Regions from separate parts of the Homo sapiens genome. Here region 1 is linked to region 2. Evidence: read pairs that join two places in POLR2A ChIA-PET (ENCODE). Cell type or tissue: HepG2. All regions are shown on one strand. Each heading gives the region's core, and the rest is flanking DNA. Links, peaks and the distances in the headings are about the cores only.

Region 1 (4,383 bases), core at 149-4,148, 220 kb after region 2:
AGGTGGGGGCCGCCGTGCGATGTGTGTGCGGCAAACATCACTTGGTTAAGTCACACTGGTACTGCCCATTTATCTGAGTCAACACGGCCACAACGCACTAAAAAAAACTCAGGCACGGCCTCCTCCCTCTTGCTAACGGGCAGGGAAGACCTCTGTTTAAACCAGCAGATGATTAAAGTTGAAAATGTACATATAAACATGCCCCGAATTAATGGGGAAGTGAGTCCCTGCTTGCCGAGCTGCAGAGGCGCATCAGGGGAGGGCTGGACAGCGCTTAGCGGTAGTGGTGTCAGAGCTGCTGTCCCCGGCACTGCTTAGCTGTGTGAGTGAGCTTGCACACGCACCTGTCACTCAGAGCCTCAGTCTGCCTCTCCATAAAATGGGATAACAAGGCCGGGTGTGGTGGCTCACGCCTGTAATCCCAGCACTTTGGGAGGCCAAGTTGGGTGGATCACCTAAGGTCAGGAGTTTGAGACCAGCCTGGCCAACATGGTGAAACTCTGTGTCTACTAAAAATACAAAAAAATTAGCCGGGCGTGGTGGCGGGCGCCTGTAGTCCCAGCTACTCAGGAGGCTGAGGCAGGAGAATCGCTTGAACCTGGGAGGCGGAGGTTGCAGTGAGCCGAGATTGAACCACTGCACTCCAGCTGGGTGACAGAGCGAGACAACCGTGTCTCAAAAAATAAATAAATGAATTAAAATAAAATAAAATGGGATAACAAATGTACTAACCTCCTGGCGTTATGGGGCTGCAAAGTGCCTATTAACGCGGAGCCCAGCACATGGTATAGGCCTATCACTCCTACCAGAAAAGGGATTTTCGGCCCAACACAGTAATCTTAGCACGTGGGGAGGCCGAGGTGGGTGGATTGCTTGAGGCCAGGAGTTTGAGACCAGCCTGAGCACCATAGCAAGACCTCTCTACAAAAAAATTTTAATCAAAAAAATTAGCTAGACATGGTGGTGCACACTTGTAGTGACTGCTACTTAGAAGGCTGAGGTGGGAGGATTGTCTGAGCCCAGGAGGTGGAGGTTGCAGTAAGCCCTGATTGTGCCACTGCTCTCTAGCATGGGTGACGGAGTAAGACTGTCTCGAAAAAAAAAAAAGAAAAAAGAAAAGGGAGTTTTCAATAGTGGCATGGTGGCTCCCTATAGGTTTAAATTTCAGCTCACAAACAATTTCTACTATAATAATAAGGAGACGTTGATGGTGCAGACCATGAGTATCCCCCACGTGACAGAGCCAGCCAAGCCCTGTAGCCAGGCGCTCCAATATCCCCTCAGCATAGACTGTGTTATGCACATCTCACGGGTGACAAGACCCAGCCCAGAGAGGGGAAGCAACCTGCCCGGCATCCCACAGCTGGCACAGATGGGGCCTGGACTGGATCCCAGCTCTGCGGACTCACACCCTCAGGGCAGAATGGCTCAGCTCAGCCGTGACCAGCAGGCCTCAGGGACTACACATGAGAATCAACCCCGGCTGGGGGGCTGCAGGGGGTTGGGGATGAGGCCCAGGAACTTGCCTTTTCCTTTTTTTGAGACAGAGTCTCGCTCTGTTGCTCAGGCTGGAGTGCAGTGGCGTGATCTCGGCTCACTGCAACCTCTGCCTTCCGGGTTCGAGCAATTTCCCTGCCTCAGCCTCCTGAGTAGCTGGGATTACAGGCGCCCGCCTGGCTAATTTTTGTATTTTTAGTCGAGACGGGGTTTCACCATGTTGGCCAGGCTGGTTTTGAACTCCTGACCTCAAGTGATCTGCCCGCCTCGGCTTCCCAAAGTGCTGGGATTACAGCATGAGCCACTGCACCTGGCCGGGAAGCTGCCTTTTAACAAGCACCTCTGGCGATTCCAACCCAGGCTGCCTGTAGGCACAGCTTTGAGAAACCCACATCTGTGCTGATCAGCTGAGGGTCTGGGAAGCTTGGAAGGGAGGAGTTAGGAGCACGGCTCGCTGCCTCTGAATGAAACATAAAGACCCACTGTCTCTTGAATCATCCAGTCTGTGGGGAATGAGTCAAATCAAACATTTTTGGGGAAGTAAATATGTCAGGTGAGCTGGCACTCCTGGGCCCAGAAAGGCTGTTAGTCTTGTGGGAATACTCTGTACCTCTGCGCAGGCTATTGGGAGGGCAGGACTCTGGGGTCCCTCCTTCTAAATACCCCACCCCAGCTCTAAGGGTGGGCCTTCATGAACTGGGCCTGAGCTGACCAGGGGCTGAGCAATTTGGAGTGAGGTGGGGGTCCCAGGTCAGCCAGAAAGTCAGGAGGTACCCCCAGCCCCCAGCCCTGCTGATGAGGCCTGGGGAAGTTGCACATGGAGGGGCAGCTGGAAGGCGGTCTAAACATCCCTCTACCCCGGGAGGGGGAAGCCACCTTCCCATCAGTCACCCAGACAGGGTGATGAGGACTGTAATTTCTCCAGCTGCTGCCTTCAAAGGGAGGGAAAGGGCCCATTGCTCATGAGCAGCTGAGTGACCAAATGCCTGGATCTCTCAGTGGCTGCTGGGGGCGGTGGGGCGGAAGGGGCTTGGGCGCCCGTGGGGGCAGGGGCTTGGCTCCTAGCCTCCAGGGATCTGAGTCACCGGGAGAACGTGGCACAGGGCCAGGGGCCGGGCAGGGCTCCAGCAGGGGCTGGATTCCAGGTCTGACCTGGCCACGGCACCCAGGAAAAATCACCACCCATTTCTAGGCCACCATTTTCTGTCTTGGAAAATGGTGGAGGCAGATGAGACGATCCCAAATCCCTCATCCTATGAAGGAGGAACTTCTTGTGGGTGGTGCTTCCAGCATGGTCTCAGAGCCGAAGCTGGAAAGCCTTCACCCAGACCCACCTGGAGCTGGCTGGAGCCTGGCTTGGCTGGGGGCAGGGGTGGGGAGGGTGGAGGTGGTTTGGGACAGGCTAGGGGTCTGGCTGGGCTGCCTGGACTGGTCTCTCTGTCCCTGGGAAGCTGTGGGTATTGCATGGTGTGAACTGGGAGGGGGTATGGAGAGATGGGGTGCGGCTCTGAGGGGGTAGCACTGATCAGCCACATGCCCTTCAGCAAGTCGCATCCCCTCTCTGAGCCTCGATTTGCTCCTGATGGGGGAATGCCCTGCCTCACCTGTACCCTGGAGCACTGGGGAAGCCCCAAGCCCTGGATTTACTGAGTGCCAAGTGCCGTGGGGTGCTGTACAGTTTACCGGGTCACCGGGAAAGAAACAGGATTTGAATCCTGGCTCCCAGTAGCTGTGCGGCCCTGGATGAGTGACTGCGCCTCCCTGAGCTTCATGGGCTTGTCTGTAGATGGGAACAGCAGTAGCCCCTTGTCTGGGGCCTTGGGGATTAAGTGAGGCCATGGACATCAGGCGCCTGGCACATGGCAGCAGCAGCACCAACCCCTCGCCTCCAGCAAGACCCCAAGATGCAGACCCCAGCCCTACCTGGATGAGGCGGCCCTGCTCACTCTGCAGGGCGCTGAGGCCCTGGCCCAGCGTGCCATGCCCCTTCCGCAGCCCCATGCACTCCGTCTGCAGCTCTGAGGCTCGGGCCAGCAGCCGGGGCAGCTGGTCGGCCAGCGTGTCCAGCAGCTCCTGCTCCTGGTCGCCCACCAGCCGTGGCTGGGCCTGGTGCTCTGTCAGCGCCTGCAGCACCGAGGCCTGGGCGCTCTCCAGGCGTGCGAAGCTGTCGGTGAGGTCGGGGCAGCGCGGGTCAATGAGGATGCTGAGGTGCGAGCTGTCCGCCCTTTCCACAGTGACCAGGGCGCTGTTGGCGCTGGCAGCCCCAGTGCTGACGACAGGTGGGGGCGCCGTGCCCGGCGCGTGGGCGTGGTTCAGGAAGAGCACGGCACCGGTGACAGCTACAGCCAGCAGCACAGCCAGGGCCAGCAGCACGGTGCACAGCACGTAGCCGCAGCTCGGCCGCTGCAGGCCCGCCCGGGACGCACAGACACAGACAGACAGACGGGAGAGAGAAGGGGCCAGCATTAGAGGCATACCTGGGGTCAGAGGACCCCCTTCTTGGGGGGCTGGGCAAGGGCGTGGCACAGAGACTGAGATGAGACAGGCACTGAGAGACAGTCCAAGGGGAGACAGAGAGACAGGGACAGCCACAGATGCAGTGAGAGGGACACAGTGAGCGCCTCAGGGAGAAAGTGGAGAGAGACAGAGCCCCAGAGGGGAGGTGGAGACATAGGGAGAGACGGGGAGACGCGGGGAGACGCAGGGAGATGCAGGGAGACACAGGGAGACGCAGGGAGATGCGGGGAGACATGGGGAGATGCGGGGAGACGCGGGGAGACACGGGGAGACATGGGGAGATGCGGGGAGACGCAGGGAGACGCGGGGAGATGCAGGGAGATGGAGACGGACAGGATGGGAAATAGAAACTGAGGCAGAAAGACACAA
Region 2 (4,383 bases), core at 108-4,107:
TTAATCTCCCTTGGAATTAGCTGTTTGGTTGATTTGGAGTTCCAGGGTGATACTGTCTGAGTCATAAATGATTTATTTGTGAATTTCTGTGGCTGGTCACGTATTTTGGTCCTGTTTGTATTTCCCTTCCCCTCTCTGTGTCTCCTTATAGCCTGTCTCTCTTGCTGATCGAGAGGTGATATCCCGGCTTCGGAACTGCATCATCTCGCTGGTAACTCAGAGGATGATGCTGTATGATACCAGCATCCTGTACTGCTATGAAGCATCCCTTCCACATCAGGTACTCTCCCCAGGGCCTCTCCCTTCTTCACTGATCTGTGAGCTGCTCTGTTGTTTGTTCAGAGACAATATGCACATCTCCCCAATACTTTCCCAACATCCGTCAGTATGAACTGGCCTGAAACAGCCTTAATGAGTGTCTGGTAGATCTTTCCCTAAGAAACTTGCAATATTCTCAATGCCTAGTGTCAGTCTAAGGATTTTGGGGCAGGAGGTGTCAGGTGGGACTAGTTTATGAGAGCAACCTCTGGACTACATCTTACCTCTCCCAAATTTCAGCCAGCTTTTGGATGAATGTCAGAATAATATCTTTGTTCTTGTCGACTATATCCCAGAGCATCTTGCTGATTTATTAGGCTGCTTCTAGCAGATCATATCTTGTAACGCTTAGTCTCTGAGACATGAAAGGAATACAGAAAGTTTATGTTAACGGCTTGATTTATGTTTGGATTGGCTTGGTGGTCTGTTTATGGTTGGTTTCTTTTCTGAACAAATGCCTTTTCCCTTTTTCAGATCAAAGACATCTTAAAGCCAGAAATAATGGAGGAGATTGTGATGGAAACACGCCAGAGGCTTTTGGAACAGGAGGGATAAGGAGGTGCTCCAGAAGCACGGGACTGTGGACCTTGCAGGAGTGAAGACTGTGATGTGTGGTCCCCATATGTGGCTCAGCAAAGACTCGAGAGATCATCCCTTTGTCTGCATTGACGGCCCTGTGACGGCCTCCAGCCCACAGGCCTGCTTTCTCCTGTCCTAACACCAAGCCTGGGTGGCAGATGAACAGTGCTTCCTTGGGTTGCCAGCTGAGTCCCGGTATTAGGGAATAGTTTCAGCTCTTTCAAAGTGCACAGTGTTACAGTCGAATGGGCTCCCATCCTGGAATAATATGGAGAATCCTTTGTCTTCCACTCACTGTCATTCACAAGGCACAGTGCCCCATGAAATTGCCCCAATAGAAAACATGGCATCCCTGACCTCCAAATGGTCTGTTTTGGCCTCCATTCCTATATCCTTTAAATGACTGAGAATGCAGCTGGTAAAGTTGGAAGAATAAAGTTAACCAAGCAGGCCAGGCACGGTGGCTCACGCCTATAATCCCAGCACTTAGGGAGGCCAAGGCGGGCAGATCACCTGAGGTCAATAGTTCGAGACCAGCCTGGCCAACAAGGTGAAACCCCATCTCTACTAAAAATACAAAAAATTAGCCAGGTGTGGTGGTGTGCACCTGTAGTCCCAGCTATTTGGGAGGCTGAGGTGGGAGAATCACTTGAACCTGGGAGGCGGAGGTTGCAGTGAGCTGAAATCGCGTACCACACTCCAGCCTGGGTGACAGAGCGAGACTGTGTTTCAAAGAAAAAAAAAAACAAGCAGCCTTTTGCTTGGTTGGAATCTGATTTTCTGTTGCGTGTTCCTTGTAGCCATAGATGTGATTATGTCCACACCGGGCTGCCTTAATCTGTCCTGCTTGGAGAGTGACTTGTAAGATGCTGAATTATTCATGATAATACAGTGAATGTTCTGGGTCCATGTACTCAGATAAACATGAAGAAAATAAGCAAAGAAAAATGGAGACTGGGAAAGCAAAGCTGTTTTCATCCTATAATTGAAGTAGTGTGGAGCATTAACTTGTGGATGATTCAGAGTTAAAAGATAAAAAGACGCCAGAGTTCTCGCTGAAGAATGTGAGAATTCCTGTGCATTGTTTTTTCTGATGACTATCTAAAAATGGTGCCCTGATGTAGGTTTGGGGGAACATTCTTAAAAACAAGGGTGCTATGTGCCTGTAATCCAGCACTTTGGGAAGCTGAGTGGGCAGATCACCTGAGGTCAGGAGTTCAAGACCAGCCCGGCCAATACAGTGAAACCTCGTCTTTACCAAAAATACAAAAATTAGCCGGGTGTGGTGGCACAAGCCTGTATGTAGTCAGCTACTCAGGAGGCTGAGGCATGAGAATCGCTTGAATTCGGGAGGCGGAGTTGCAGTGAGCTGAGATCGCACCATTGCACTTCAGCCTAGGTGACACAGTGAGACTGTCTCGAAAGAAAGGAAAAGAAAAGGCGGCCGGACGTGGTGGCTCATGCCTGTAATCCCAGCACTTTGGGAGGCTGAGGTGGGTGGATCACAAGGTCAGATCGAGACCATCCTGGCTAACATGGTGAAACCCCGTCTCCACTAAAAATACAGAAAAAACAAACCATAGCCTGGCATGGTGGCTGGCACCTGTAGCTCTACTACTTGGGAGGCTGAGGCAGGAAAATGACGTGAACCCGGGAGGTGGAGCTTGCAGTGAGCTGAGATCGTGCCACTGCATTCCAGCCTGGGTGACAGAGTGAGACTGTCTCAAAAAAAAAAAAAAAAGGGACACTATATGCAAGCGCTGTCTTCACATATGTGGCAAACTTGTTTGTTTGTTTTTGAGACAGAGTGTCGCTGTGTCGCTAGGCTGGAGTGCAGTGGCTCGATCTCGGCTCACTGCAACCTCCACCTCCTGGGTTCAAGCAATTCTGCCTCAGCCTCCCAAGTAGCTGGGACTATAGGCATGCGCCAACACGCCCAGCTAATTTTTGTGTTTTTAGTGGAGATCGTTTCACCATGTTGAGCAGGCTGGTCTCGATCTCTTGACCTTGTGATCCACCCGCCTCGGCCTCCCAAAGTGTTTGGATTACAGGTATGAACCACTGCACCCAGCCATATTTTTTGATATTTATAGACGTCTTTTTTTTTTTTGTTTTTTTGAGACGGAGTCTTGCTCTGTCACCAGGTTGGAGTGCAGTGGCGCGATCTCGGCTCACTGCAACCTCCGCCTCCTGGGTTTAAGCGATTCTCCTGCCTAAGCCTCCCGAGTAGCTGGGATTACAGGCACGTGCCACCACGCCCAACTAATTTTTGTATTTTTAGTAGAGGTGGCATTCTACCATGTTGGCCAGGATGGTTTTGATTTCCTGACCTTGTGATCCCCCCGCCTCAGCCTGCCAAAGTGCTGGGATTACAGGCGTGAGCCACTGAGCCCAGCTATAGATGTCTTAACATCATTGTTTTCTGTTCTTTTGTTCCGGGTAATAATAAGGAGCTGAGGACAGCTGAGGAAGGGCTTGGCTGACAAAATGCCTTCCGACAGAGCCCTAACTACTCCACGTAAACCTAGGACAGTCTCAATGGTAGTAACTTTGAACACTGCATTTGATAACTTTCAAATACAACTTGGCTCTTTTTCATTAAATGGTATGCTTCTCTATAACAACACAATAAACAACTTCTTACCTCACTTTCTTTTTTTGAGACAGGGTCTCACTCTGTCACCCAGGCTGGAGTGGGGTGGCATGGATCACAGATCACTGGAGCCTCTACCTCCCAGGCTCAAGTGAACCTATCTTAGCCTCCCGAGTAGCTGGGTCCACAGGCATGTGACGTACCACCATGCCTGGCTTTTTTTTTTTTTTTTTTTTTTTGAGACAGGGTCTTGCTCTGTCACCTAGGCTGGACTGCAGTGGCACAATCACGTCTCAACCTCCTGGTCTCAACCAGTTTCCAACTTCAGCCTTCTGAGTAGCTGGGACTACAGGTGCTGAGCCACCACATCCAGCTAATTGTTTTTGTTTTTTGTTTTTCGGCAGAGATGAAGTCTCACTATGTTGCCCAGGCTGGTCTTGAACTCCTGACCTCAAGCAACCCTCCTGCTCAAGCCATCTTCCCACCTTAGCCTCCCAGAGTGTTGAGATTACAGGCATGAGCCACCACACGCTGCCTATTTTTTTTATTTTTACGAATTTTTTTGTTGTTGCCCAGGCTCAAGCGATCCACCCACCTTTGCCTCCCAAAGTGCTGGGATTATGTGTGTGAGCCACAGCTCCTGGCCTCTTTTTTTGTTTTTCCTATCCCAAGTTGTATTACTAGTTTTGGGGAGTTTGCAGACAATTGAATATTCTATAGGCTGTGTTGCAGCTTTAGATGGATCGACCTGTCATGTTTTTGAGGTTATCCAGGCTGTATATCTCTGGAGAGAAGGGAATGGCAAAGAGTGGGAGTCTGAGTCAAGTTTGGTTTTGTTTTTTTAAGAGACAAGGTCTCTGTAATCCAGGCTGCAGTACACTGGCATGACCATG

Evidence for each region. ChIA-PET counts read pairs that join two places held together with the same protein. Peaks named below come from ENCODE experiments on the same cell type or tissue, not always from the same donor. Only the 100,000 strongest peaks of a DNase experiment are listed, where the experiment ranks them.
Region 1: POLR2A ChIA-PET joins it to region 2 with 6 read pairs; 7 of 35 experiments call an interaction of 5 or more read pairs at or near these places.

What each region holds. Positions count from the first base shown.
Region 1 is chr9:130,926,147-130,930,529 of GRCh38, forward strand. FIBCD1 (fibrinogen C domain containing 1) reads right to left here. Exons shown (of 7, transcript NM_032843.5): 2 at 3,421-3,900. Among named protein-coding and RNA genes, the nearest start is that of FIBCD1, 11 kb to the right of the region's middle. RefSeq lists enhancers at 50-99, 3,586-4,130. In HepG2, for the core only: no CTCF peak of the experiment used is centred there; DNase peaks (open chromatin) are centred at 1,985 and 2,505; H3K27me3 peaks cover 3,774 bases.
Region 2 is chr9:130,702,902-130,707,284 of GRCh38, forward strand. It overlaps EXOSC2 (exosome component 2), which reads left to right. Exons shown (of 9, transcript NM_014285.7): 8 at 152-280; 9 at 793-1,991. The coding sequence ends at 873. Among named protein-coding and RNA genes, the nearest start is that of EXOSC2, 11 kb to the left of the region's middle. In HepG2, for the core only: no CTCF peak of the experiment used is centred there; no DNase peak of the experiment used is centred there.